Linked DNA regions of Homo sapiens: region 2 is linked to region 1. A link is a contact called in ENCODE Hi-C or POLR2A ChIA-PET data. All regions are on one chromosome and are shown on one strand. Each heading gives the region's core, a stretch centred on a gene start or an enhancer-like site at or near the end of the contact. The rest is flanking DNA. Distances are from core to core; before and after follow the strand shown.

Region 1 (6,353 bases), core at 1,903-4,402:
TCAGTCCTGCCCTCTGATTGTTTTCTCTCCCAACAAGGAATTAAGAAAATGGAAATCCATCCTGTTAGATCCAAATTCATTTCAACTAGTGCTTCTTCTAATTCTTCTCTCTTCTCCCTATCACACCACATCTACCCCACCTCCTACACCTGATCCTTGCCAAGAGAAGATGCTCCAAAGAGGCCCACTCATGTCCCAGCAAGTAAGGAGAATAGGTAGGTGTAATGGAAACATATGTGAGCAAGGAGCTGTTCTGTCATTCAGTGACTATTTATTTAGTGCCTAATATATGCCAGGAACTTCTCTAGGCAGTAGGGAGATAGCAATGAACATGACAGACAAGTTCCTTGTATTTACAGAGCTTACATTCCCGTAGGGCAAGATAGATAATAAAGAAATAATGTAATTTCCAATAGTAATAAGTTCTCTAAAACATTGAGTAAAGTGGTGGCAAGTGAATATGGGTAGTTAGGAATAGAATCCTGGATAAGATGACACTTGAACGAGGAGTGAATGAGAAAAAAGTGCTGGCCAGGCTGAGGAACAGCCAATACAAAGGCTCTGAGGCAGCAATAAGGTTGGCCCTCCGTGGGAACAGTAGGTCATGTGGCTGAAGTGTAATGAGCAATATGGTCAGAGGCATTAGCAAGGACTGATAACTGGAGTTTAGGTTTAGTCTAAGTGTCAGTGGAAGACTTTGGAGGAAAAGGCATGTGATGACATAATTAAGAGAGTACCGCCACTGCCCTGTGGACCAGGGACTTGTTGCCATCACTAATTTGCTTTCTTTTCTGCATCCCTATTAGAGTGTAACATCCCTGAAGACAGGGCCCAAGGCGTCCTTGACATTACACATCTAACATGCGCCTGACGTGTTGCAGGCACTCAGTCAATGTAGGTTCAGTCAAATGAACTAAGTAGGGAGTAAAGACATGATTAATGGTTTAACCTTTAATTACATTATCCATTGCAAGATGCCTCCCAAAGTACATTAGACTACTTGCTAATATTAATTGATCCTGGCATTATTTTTAATGAAGTAAACAAAAAGCTCATATTTTCCAATGTTGGAGTTGTCTGTAGGAATACACATATAGAAGCTCAAATAAGAATACCTATGTAGTCCTCTCCTCCATATAGTTTAAAAGTCACTGGCTGCTTATTATCTGAATTTTCCAATACTGTACACCATTAGAGTTGCTTTTTTTTTCTGTTTAATAAGTGGGACAGGGCATTAAAAAAAAAAAACCCAAAGCCCAAAAACCCAACCCAAATAACTTACTCTCCGGTTGCAGACACATTGCTGACTTGGGGTACATGAGCACTGCAGAAAAGAAGCAAAGAGAAAGTCAGGTTAGATGAAAGATCAGAGATGATGAACCAAACATGTGAAGTGGATCGCAGGCTGAAAGAAATTAGCTCAGTCCCAAGTGATCCCCAAAACAATGTTTAACCATCCAATGAAAGATGCTCATTTTCACTTGTTTCTAGAAATGGAGATGGCCCTGCTTGCTTATAACAGTGGCTTTTTCTCCTTTTAAAAGTTGTCCAAGGCAGACAATTCTATAACTAAATTTGGAAAACCATCTCTTAGCTGTCAACCTATTGCCACAGCAGCCCTAGTTCAAGGTCTTTTCATTTTCCTAAAATGTTAATTGTGGCCATGTGCCTTCCTGCCACCTACTTCACCTATTTCTATCTTTTCCCAGCCCAAATCCATTCCCTTCCTTCTCCTCTTAGGCCAGGAAACAGAACATCTTTCTAAAACTCTGCTCTCAACAGGCAGAGGGCAGTGGGGACGACAGGGATAGAGAACAAGGAACCGATATTGTTTTCTATATGACTATTTCTAAACCATCTTTTCGAAGCCACATTTTCTTCCTAAGTTTCTCAGGATGGAAAGCATCTCAAGCTCTGTAATGTGTCAGCTTAACATCTAATTTACAATGTTTTTGTTGAGCACTTACAAATTTTCATGATTTTCCCATTTTTTTAAAGCCTGAATTCTTTTAAAAGTATTGAGAAGTGGTCAACACAAAGTAGAATGATAAAATTACAAAACACTATCAGGTTAGCATGCTTCAGAACTTTCCCCCTCATGCCTGCACTTATGTTCACATAACCACAATGAGTGTTGAGGCTGGCAGCTATTTTAATTGTATTAACACATTACATTCTCACAATCTGCCCTCTAGTGTTTAGTTGGCTTGTGAATCAAGATTTAAAAGTGCCTATCCTTTAAAAGAAGAGGTTAAATATTGAGCAGATTTGAGACAATCTTTAGTCGTGTCAAACTATAGTTCTACCTAATAGTCCTAATAGTTCTTTTCTTTCTTTGTAGAGACATTCAAAGAAAATCAAAGTTGTTAAGGACCAATATTGATAGTTGTCTTTCAATTACTCCAAACATTCTAATTTATACGATATAATTTTCAACATATGAATATGTTGCTTGGGAATCATCTGTCAGGTTTTTCTCCCATGTAAGTGTATATCTCATCTCTTTCAATGTAGAATCTCAAGGCCTCAAGGGACTGTACAATATTTCTCATTTTCTTTCATCACACTCCCTCCCACTACCACCACCATCATGTCTTCCATAGTACTCATTATCCCAGAGGTGATCAAAAAATGTTTACTCTTTCGCCCAAGATAATTTTCTTTAGCTAAAGCTGTAGCTCTTTGTTATGGCCACAGACAAACCCAGAAAAACCACGTAAAATCATGTGATTAGGTAAAAGGGAAGCTGATTCAAATTCGTATTAAATAATTAAGAAGATAAGTAAATAAATACAAACACCCTAAGACTTACTGAGTACTTACTATGTTCCAGACACTGTGCTAAGTACTTTTACATAGTTTTTTTTTCACTTATTATTTACAATAACCCTATGAAGAGGTACTACTCTTTTCCCTGTTTTCAGATGAAGAGGTTAGAAAGGTTAAATAACTTACCCACAGCCATAGAACCAAGAAATAAATGAGCTAGGATTTGAACCAAGAAAGGTTTTAGCTCAGAGTCTAAGCTCTTAATCACTCCACTAGCTTGTCTTTCAATCCATTACTCACTACAGTCATCTTTGGATATGGAGGCCTGGCCTTAGGTATTTTACTTTGCTTTTAATTACAACAATTTCTCCTCTGCCTCACAATGCCTGTTATTCATAGTGGTTCCCAGGCTACATAACCAACAATAAAACCCTTTCTGCTTTCTGTCTTTAACTGGAACAAGCAGTCCTTGCTTTTGCTACTTTGTGGCTTACCCTCTGTAAATTCAACAATATATAATTAACTCCTATACTCCACTTCTCAGTACAGTTACACAACCTTGGTTTTGAGAGCAGGGACCCATATGAGTAATGACTCGGGGAAAACCCAGAAGAGAGTAAAGAATGTGGATCTGCTAGATGCTAAAAAACATTCCAAAGACATGTCATTAGCCTGTTAGTCCTCTATGCCATCTCAGAATGAAGACATGTATTTCCTCTCCTCCTTTCCACATCCTTTTGAACTGTCTTCTTTTTGACTATTAAAGCAGATCCTGATGTTTTGATGTTCATTTTCCATGAAGGGAGGGTGAAGAAAGAAAGGCAAGAAAGAAAAAGACAAGGAAACAACAAACAAGATGAGGTTCTGAGATTTCTAACTCTTTAAATAAGTGCTTCTTCATTCTTAATGTGCATAGGAATCACCTTGGCACTTGTTAATACAGACTGTGATTCAGCAGGTCTAGGTCTTGGGAAGGGGAAGCTGAGACTGCATTTCTAATACATTCCTCAGTGATTCTAATACTGTTGGTTTGTGGAAGACACTGAGTGGCAGAGGCTCTTATCTTCGCAACTAAAATTCTTCAAAACTTCAATTACTTAAATATCCCAATAATGATTTTTAAATACTGTAATCTAAGTAATGAAGGTAGGATACGGAAAACTCATGTTAACCTCAGTGAATAAAAGTCAACACATCGAAATTTCTCCAACAGCTTAGAGAAAAATGACCTGAACCATCTAAATCAGTTGTAGAGCACATTTCTCAGAGTACAAAAGTAAACGAATAAATCAATAATAAAACCAAGTAATTAAATCATATTCATATTTTTGCTAGCATATTTATTTTAGGACAGTTTTAGAATAAAGTGTGATGTTTTTAATAGTCCTTTGGAATTTCTGGTATATTTAACTAGTCTATAATTTCAAGTTCTTTTAATAGAATTCCTATATAAAGCATTAGGAGAAGATATTTTCCACTGGTAATCAGAAAAGAAAGTTCTGGTCTTGGCTCTGCAGTTGATTAGACAAAATCACTGGCAGGTTGTTGGTTAGCTTGGCTGCATTGGGTTGGTTTCTTCACATAGAAAATGAAAGGTCTGGCTAGTGATCTCTGTAGTTTCTTTTACCTCTAAAAGAAACCTCAAAAAATTGTTCTATCTCAGGTTCAGGCTTACTGCCTAAAGTTTACATGATTACAAAAGGTTATGACTGCATATTTAGTTTTATGACATAGTATCAGATACATTTATGGTTTATTAGATTCCAAAATAACTTTGGTATTTAGTCAGGCATCCACCGCCATAGTTCCTGTGGGATGTACTTAACAATTCACCCTTAACAAAATTTTAAAGAATATTTAACAAAAGCAATAGAGATTTCTTCCATAACTAAGACACTGACAAAAAGGCAATAAGCATTTAAACAATAAGCAAATAAGCCAAAGTGAAAGATAAAGAAATTTCCTTCTTCATCTGTATGTAGCTTGCTTTTTACCCTCTTCGGAGAGCTAAGAATAATGAATTTTTTTTCAGCGTCTTTGACTGATTTGCTAAGAAAATTTCTTACTTATGCATTATAAACAGTTGGATATGGAAGCGTTCATTTCCTAATGTTGACAAAGCAAGTATTTAAAATGGAAAGAAAGATGCTCACTCATATGCAGATCCCAGTTCTATGGCCAAATTCAAACCTAAGCCTACTGTTAGTGATGATGCAACTGAATATTCTATTGGCATGGTCATTTAAAATAGATTCTAAGCCTACTTTGAAATATATTCTATGACATATTGAAATATCTTTAGTCTTTATTTTTACTAGCAAAACCCAAACTATATTTCCTTAAGCCAATTATGCTCAGCAATATTAGTCTGTAAAATTTGCATGTGATAAGATGCACAGATGCCTGTTGACAAGTGATTCTTTAATTAAATCTCTTGATTTGAAATAAAAAAGCATACATTTAAAAAGAGGTTTCAAATCTACAAAATGGAGACATCTTGAAAAGCATGTGTTCTCTTTTCTGTGCGTTGTCTTATTTCAGTATGTTCTCCTCTATGGCATATAAAATCCTGCCTGTAAAATATTACCGTTTTATTAGGAAACATGAGGTCTAACAAAATTATCAGTTTCTCTAGGATATAATATTTAAATTTACTCTTTTTTTAATTGAGCAAGGATTAAAAAGACAATTATGAGATGTTCGCTTAAATAAACCTAAGGATAAAGCTCATGTAACAATCATCAAAATAGCCTAAAATTCTTAATTTGTCAATTTAACAAAATATAGTATTTTTAGTATCATCTTAAAATACGATAAGTTGATATGCAGCATCAACATTATACATATATAACAATGCACATATTTGTTATGGTATAATGGCTTTCTAAATTAAATTTTGTTCATAATTTTAGTGCATTCTTCATAGTGTCATACATTAAAACAATTCAATCCTCAATATTTATTCCTTTTGTTTTAACCTCTAGCTATGATTATCATATGCAGAACTTTAGTGGAACATTTGTTGGTATTTAAACTCTGATAAAAGTTGCATCATCCTTTTGCATCATTACAGACATTTTGGGTAGCCTCAAATCTTGGTTTAAAATTGCATACTGTGCATAATATACTAGAATATAAATTGAAAACATACTACATGGATATAACTCAAAAAGAGGAAAATATTTATCCTCATACCTTCTCTAATTCATGTTTCCTATTCTTTTAAATAGCCTGATTTGAAGAAAAAATTACTCTTCACAGCTATATCTTAATGCTATATTAAATTTATTCTAACAAATCAAATATAACCCATCGAAATGTCAGAATACTCATCTTTTATACAGCTTCTTTTGACAATTATTGATGTTTTCAATTTTATATATTTAGTATGTTTTAGCATAAAAAGAAATGGAAAGTTTAGTTTTTACACTAAGGTCTATATTAACAAAATTATAAAATGTAATGGATAATTCACTTATATACTGTATCCCTTTTCCATTTTACAGAAAATTGAAGAGCAGAGAATTTAAGTATCTAAGTTTACACAGCTCCATTCTATCTATGTAGTCTGGCTTCAGGGTATG
Region 2 (6,353 bases), core at 1,706-4,205, 33 kb before region 1:
TGGCTAAATCAAATAATAAAACAGCTATGTATATTTAAAAAGGATAAAGTATGCTTAGTATTTGCCAATAAGCATGACCAGACTCGGATCCTACATTCACTTTGCGAGAGTTCCATTCCACATGTCCTACGGAATCTATTTATTAGTTTCATTTCCCTTTTTGTTTACTTGATACTGAGCCCCAGAAGCCAATGAACATCATTTTTGTGTGGAGGGGCAGTACTTAGTGAATAGCCTGCTGGTGCTCGCCTCTGCAGTTAAGTATTGCTTCACCTGACATTCTGCGATTCCACATTAATGTGAGAGTAGGAGCTATGGTATGGGGATGGGAAGGAGCAACCAAACCAAAAAAGAGGGGATGGTGCCTTGAAGACTGGTGATGGGGGCTTGTAGGTGGATACTGGTTCAGGAGGTTTTTGGTAATTATGACTTTCGTTTACATATTTTGTTGCACTGGCTTCACATTCACAAATTCGTGCAAAGTTTATTCCTTACTGGAAAGACACAATTTTCTTATTTTAGCTATAAAAAAAGGTGATATTTTAGTGATCAGACTTATTGCTCTCGTTTTATGCAAAAATTCCTTACTTTCATTATACTTATAGCTATATTAGTGCTATAATGTAACTTGGAAAGTTACAATAAGTACATAAGCTTAAAAAAAAAAGGTCACTGAAAGCAGTAATCAAATGATCAGAATGGCCTTGATGTGAATTCATGTAGATTTTAAAGATATGTACATTCAATGACAAACGCAGTAATGGCAAAACAAAAACAAAAAGTTAAAGTTATTTCAAAAACTACTTGGAATACACAATCCACTTTCCCAAGCCTATTGAAATGCAACATATTTTTTTCCAATAACTTTTTAAAAAAAAAATCCATCTAGATTTCTAAAATGAAATGCTGGTTCCTTCAATTATTATCTGAAGGAAAATTCTTTATGTTAATAAAATAGTTTTAAGGAAACTATAAGCTGGCTTTCAGTCACTCTGAAGAGTATTCTCAGCTTTATATTAGCATTATTTAAGTGGCTGAGAGAGATGATAAATTTATGACTAACCAAGATAAAAATAACAAACTGAGTCCATTTCAGGAGAAAGAAAAAATGTGGCTAATTTGAATTCTAACCAAAAATCCTAGTTTTTATCTAGAGCTTTAGGGTAGACCATATCACTAAGACACAAATATAACATTTATTTTTTGGTTACTGTATTTTTCTTTTATTTGGGTAACAGTGACTACTATGGGACTTTTTTGGGGGGAGGTGGGGGCACAGGTTGTTTTTAATATATGAATTAAAAACTAACATGATTATTTCACAGTACTCAAAAATGAAAGAACAGAAAGGTACTCAGGAATATATAACTGAAATTACAAATTAAACAACCCTGCGTTTTGCTGCTCAGTGAATACATTTTGAGCTGAAAATATCTGACAAAATCTGAAACCCACTGCCTAATTATATAAAAATAACTAGAACAGGTTTCTTAGCTTTCAAGGACAGAACTAGAATAAAAAAGTTTGTTTTCACTAAAGCCCTGGATGCCAGAAATGGGGTTTACTCTTTTTCACCTGGTGGTCTTTTCAACTCTCCTCTTGATCCTTCATCTAAGGTCATTAAGATAACTTCTTGGTTAAGAAAGAGAGGAAAGCGGGTAGGGAGAGAAGACAAGGAGATCCACGTGCTGAAACGGGACTGATTTTTCACAGCTAAGACCTCCTGGTAAGTCATTGTGTTAAGTCATCCTGCTGTATTGGAATCAGGTGCACAATTTTTCCCTCCTTGCAGCCGTCACGCACATACTGTATAGAGGTAGACTGGCATTTATTTTGGATCCACATTGGTATGTGTTTGGATGCAGACACATGGATAATGAAAGAATAAGCAGCTTGATAAAACTGCTGCAATATCCTCCCTGAAACACAATTTTGACAAGGCTACTCTCTTCTTCCTCGCAAGTACATTTCTAATGTTTTCACCAAAAGTCTCTAGGAAAAAAAACCAATCTAAAGCACTCACTGTATTACAAGCTTTCAGTAAGATGCATGTATTCAGTGTTCTTTTTGATAAGCAAATCCCTTAAATTTGTTAACCTGAAAAAAAAATCTATCCATAAAAACGAACATAGAAACAAAGCAAACCAAAACGGGAAGGAGATTTCATGAAAGAGGCAGGCGACTGGCATGCAGCAGTGGGAGGATCGCGCCACAGAAGGTAGAAATCCTAAAAGCACACCGGTTCCCTATTACTCTGCTTGGTACTATGAGGGGGAAAAGACATACACATATCAGCACTCCCGGTGAGTCACAAAGGAAAAAAAAAGGCCTGCAAGGTGACACTATGATAAAGGGCAAGCATGTTTTCTTTCTTAGATTGCAACTGCCCTCAGCAACATTTACCCTGAGGTATTCCTATGACAGGTCAAGGATTTTCGGTCATTTGGAAATGCAGTTACTTCTGCATGCATAGCTCTTTCACCCACACTCTCACATAGTTACATGCCTCTCATTTGTGCTTATTTATATATGCTTTAATGATAGCAAATCATCCAAGTATCAGACAACCCTACCTTCCCAGTTCTTTTCATCACACAATGCAGTCAGGTCCGACTGGGGCACTTCGGAGACAAAGCTCTCCTCCTGGTCACCGGCATCTTGATTTCTCTGCTGTTTGGTGTCAGATAGGCTGGGATGCTCCTGGATCTTCATTGTGGGGCTCTGCAATAACAGCACAATGTCCCCAAATATCTACTGCTCACCAAAACCCCAAGACGTCTGCAGCAATTCCACTCCTTCAGGATAAAACCTTCCAAGTCACAGCTGCTAATGCATCCAGCACAGAAATAAAAATCATGGCTTGATGCCCCCCGGATCCTAGCTGGCCACTTGCATGCAGAAAGCAACTGTCCATCTGTGCTCCTTTAACTTTCCCCAGGCTGCTCTTCCCGATAACTGCAGGCAGCTGACAGTCTTGGTGATTACTGATTGGGGCCAGGAATGAGGGAAAGGAGTTTGGTGTTTTCTTAAAGGAGTATGGCTCTCATGACTGTAAACAACAACAATGAAAACCGGGCTACTGCTGTTGCTAAGGCTGTAGTAGCAACATGGTGTCTTTCGCAGGTGGACTTCTTTGCCCCTTAGGTAAACAGTCCTGCAAGCCAGGAATAGAGGCTGTGTACGTGAAAGCTCCCCTGCCGGCCCTGGCTGCTTAGATCAATTAAGCGGGGCTAGCTGCACATTCCCAGATTTCCTGTGGTTGTTTTCTCACTGAGTATTGGGAGAACAGACTATTTATGGAGGAGCTCTGGGTATTAAAGCATTGTTGCGCAAATTCAAACAGCACAGGGGATTGGCGTCTCATCTCAGCTAGCAGTAAAGAATACGGACTCTGGAAATGAGCCAAAATTACACAGGGAGCAATTTTTTTTTTTAAGTAAAAAGTCAAGAGCTGGCAAGTCAGTGATGCATAATTCATGTCTTACAAATACGCAACTGTCACTTGTTTTCCTACTATTCATCTACTCTGAATATTAAATACTTGGCTACACTTGGTTTTGCTTATTGGTGGCACCCACACCAGGCTAGGACATCTGAGGGATGGAGAGATCCTCCCCAAAAGGCTGATATTCAAATTAATAATTTTATGTTTAAACAAACTGCACTCGAATTAATTTTTTTTTAAGCCTTGCTCTCTGGGTAATTTGTAAATTCAACCATTGTCACTCTTCCCTGTCTCACACAATTATAAACAAAAGTGTTTATGAAACAGTTTGCTCACAAATGTATTCCTTAAGTAGCACAGATGGGTACACAAGATTTTCTTTAGGAATAGCTAGAAATGTATTTTGGCAAATATACTATCATTAAATGAAAAAACTAAGAACATCTGGAAATCATAAGTGATTTCATTAATGTATGAGAAACGTTTCTGTGCTGAAAGCACTACTTAAGACTTGCAGCTACTTTTAATAGCCACCCAACCAACCCACTTTGAAATCATCAGGGAATAGCCAGGGCTTTTTACTATTATATTTCCATGAAATGATGCATGGAGACATATTTTCTTCACATTTGGGATAAAATGAAATACCATCAATCGGGTCCTGATGAGCTACTAAAGTCTTATAGAAATGCCAAGTGGCCGGGCGCGGTGGCTCACGCCTGTAATCCCAGCACTTTGGGAGGCAGAGGCGGGCGGATCATGAGGTCAGGAGATCGAGACCATCCTGGCTAACGCGGTGAAACCCCGCCTCTACTAAAAATACAAAAAATTAGCCGGGCGTGGTGGCGGGCGCCTGTGGTCCCGGCTACTCGGGAGGCTGAGGCAGGAGAATGGCGTGAACCCGGGAGGCGGAGCTTGCAGTGAGCCGAGGTCGCGCCACTGCACTCCAGCCTGGGCGACAGAGCGAGACTCCGTCTCAAAAAAAAAAAAAAAAAAAAAAAAAAAAAGAAATGCCAAGTATATCTGGAGATTTAAGATAGTTTAAAAATGCAGTTTGTTTACTGGGGAAAAAGCCAGATTAGGCATTTATGTCACAAAAAGTATTTTTCCCTTAAGCTAAAGCCTAAGTGGACCAGGGTTAAATGCCCAAATCTAGTTCTCAGCTTTTTAAATTACAAAGCCACTCAGTTACCAATCATGAGTGTGCCTGGGTTGCGGGGGAGGGGTCGTGGGCGGGGGGAAGCAAAAGAGAGTAAGAATATGCATACAGCAAATAAGCATTTTCTCAAAAAGATTTATAATGCTTATTACCTTTACAGACATCAAAAAATACTAGAAATATGATTTCATTTTTAAAGTATGGTATTTCCTTCACGAGGAACATACATCAAGTCATTTAAGCCCTCATGCTATGGAAAGGACAAAGGGTTTTGCTTACAGGCAGACCTGGGTTTGAAGCGTGGCTCTGACATTTACTAGCCTGGTGCCCTGGCTGAGTTGCTTCCCTTCTCTGAGCCTCCATTACCTAACATTTAAAATGGCATAAGTGATACCAATTTTGCAAAGTTCTTTTGAAGATCTGTCAGAAGGTATGAAGGGCCTTCAGCATGGTGTCTGGGGGCAGGAGAGACACAAATGGAAGCCATCATTCTTTCTCTACTACTATTTGACACCGTATGAAGACAAATGAATAAAACACTGGCACACCTCAAAATTGCTAGAGAGGGGAATAGGAGACAAGGCAAATACAATTGCAATTTGAGGGGAAGTATACTACAACAAAGGCTGGAAGACAATGTTAAATGCATTATGAAAAAATATTAGTGAAAAGAGCCACTAGTGTATCCGTCATGAATCAGCAACAGAAATTTTGATTTGGGGGCAGATATGTGTGGGCTGGAGGGGTGAGGGAGGACGGCACATCACACAGAAGGAAGGAGGAATAACAAGTGCAAAGGCAGGCATGAGAGCGTGGCATGCTGGGCCACAGCAAGAGAAGAGTTTCAGGGTGACCAGCCCTTAGGACAGGAAGGGGGAATGGGACATGACAAGGGTGTCAGCTAAGTAGATGCTGGACTGTGAAAGGCCTCATATGCCAGGCTAAGTATTATATACTTATATATTCAATAAATATTATGGCATAATAGGGCTGCCTATTATGTCTTTAGAGATACAAAGACAAAACTTATTAATTCAAAAGAAATGATTTTTCAGTACCTACTATTTGCTAGATGTTTTTTTCACACACTGGGGAAACTATGGTGGACAAAATAAAATCTCTGTCATAATGAGTCTTACAGAGAAGACAGTTAATCAACAAAAACCTGTTAGGGCTCTGGAGAAAAATAAAGGGGTATAAAAAGTAAAAGAAAAATAAAGTAAGAGGGATGTGGGTGGTAGCAGTTGAGGCCTCTGTTTTATACTGAGTGGTCAGGGACAGTCTCTGTGATAAAGTGACAGGAAGTGAGAAAGTGGGCCATTTGTGAAAAGAGCATTCCAGGAAGAAAGAAGACAAGTGAAAGGCCCTGAGGCATGGTCAGTTTTTCTATGTTTCAGGAATAGTACAGAGGTCAGTGTTTCTGGAATCCAGCAAAGGACAGCCAGAGCCACCATAAACAGAGGATGAGGATGTGTCATATATAATGAGGCATTCGGTCATTCACATCATAGACCTGTGTCAACTTACATGAGCTTCCATACTTCCTGGCTGATTTGTGGCACAGCAGTGGAGAGATCCCTCCTACACAAACCTACACCAGCTGGCACAATCCTGGACACACTAAGCACAGCACACCCTAACTGCATGTAGAGATGCACGTACAGGCTGGCCCTGTCCTGCTGTGCTCCCATCAATCCCTGGGGTTGCTTTCTTACTTGCACAAGTCCCAGCTTTTGGCCCTGCTGGTCT

The links. Hi-C counts contacts between places; a loop is a spot of excess contacts on that map. ChIA-PET counts read pairs that join two places held with the same protein, here RNA polymerase II (POLR2A). Pooled maps may share reads with other maps.
Region 2: a loop to region 1 is called in a map of Calu3, with 2.0 times the contacts of the local background. The contact joins two enhancer-like sites. A Hi-C loop is called at or near these places in 4 of 168 maps with a recorded cell type or tissue (Calu3, HepG2, body of pancreas and 1 more), 1 of 37 single-sample maps with no recorded cell type and 1 of 50 pooled maps. POLR2A ChIA-PET finds 5 or more read pairs at or near these places in 1 of 52 experiments (H1).

Annotation. Positions count from the first base shown.
Region 1 is chr4:88,789,304-88,795,656 of GRCh38, forward strand. It overlaps FAM13A (family with sequence similarity 13 member A), which reads right to left. Exons shown (of 24, transcript NM_014883.4): 9 at 1,283-1,324. Among named protein-coding and RNA genes, the nearest start is that of FAM13A-AS1, 83 kb to the left of the region's middle. Within about 2 kb of position 3,153, at least 4 of the 41 ENCODE cell types and tissues checked have a DNase peak (open chromatin) inside an H3K27ac peak, as active enhancers do.
Region 2 is chr4:88,756,181-88,762,533 of GRCh38, forward strand. FAM13A (family with sequence similarity 13 member A) reads right to left here. Exons shown (of 24, transcript NM_014883.4): 14 at 2,574-2,721. Among named protein-coding and RNA genes, the nearest start is that of FAM13A-AS1, 50 kb to the left of the region's middle. Within about 2 kb of position 2,956, at least 5 of the 41 ENCODE cell types and tissues checked have a DNase peak (open chromatin) inside an H3K27ac peak, as active enhancers do.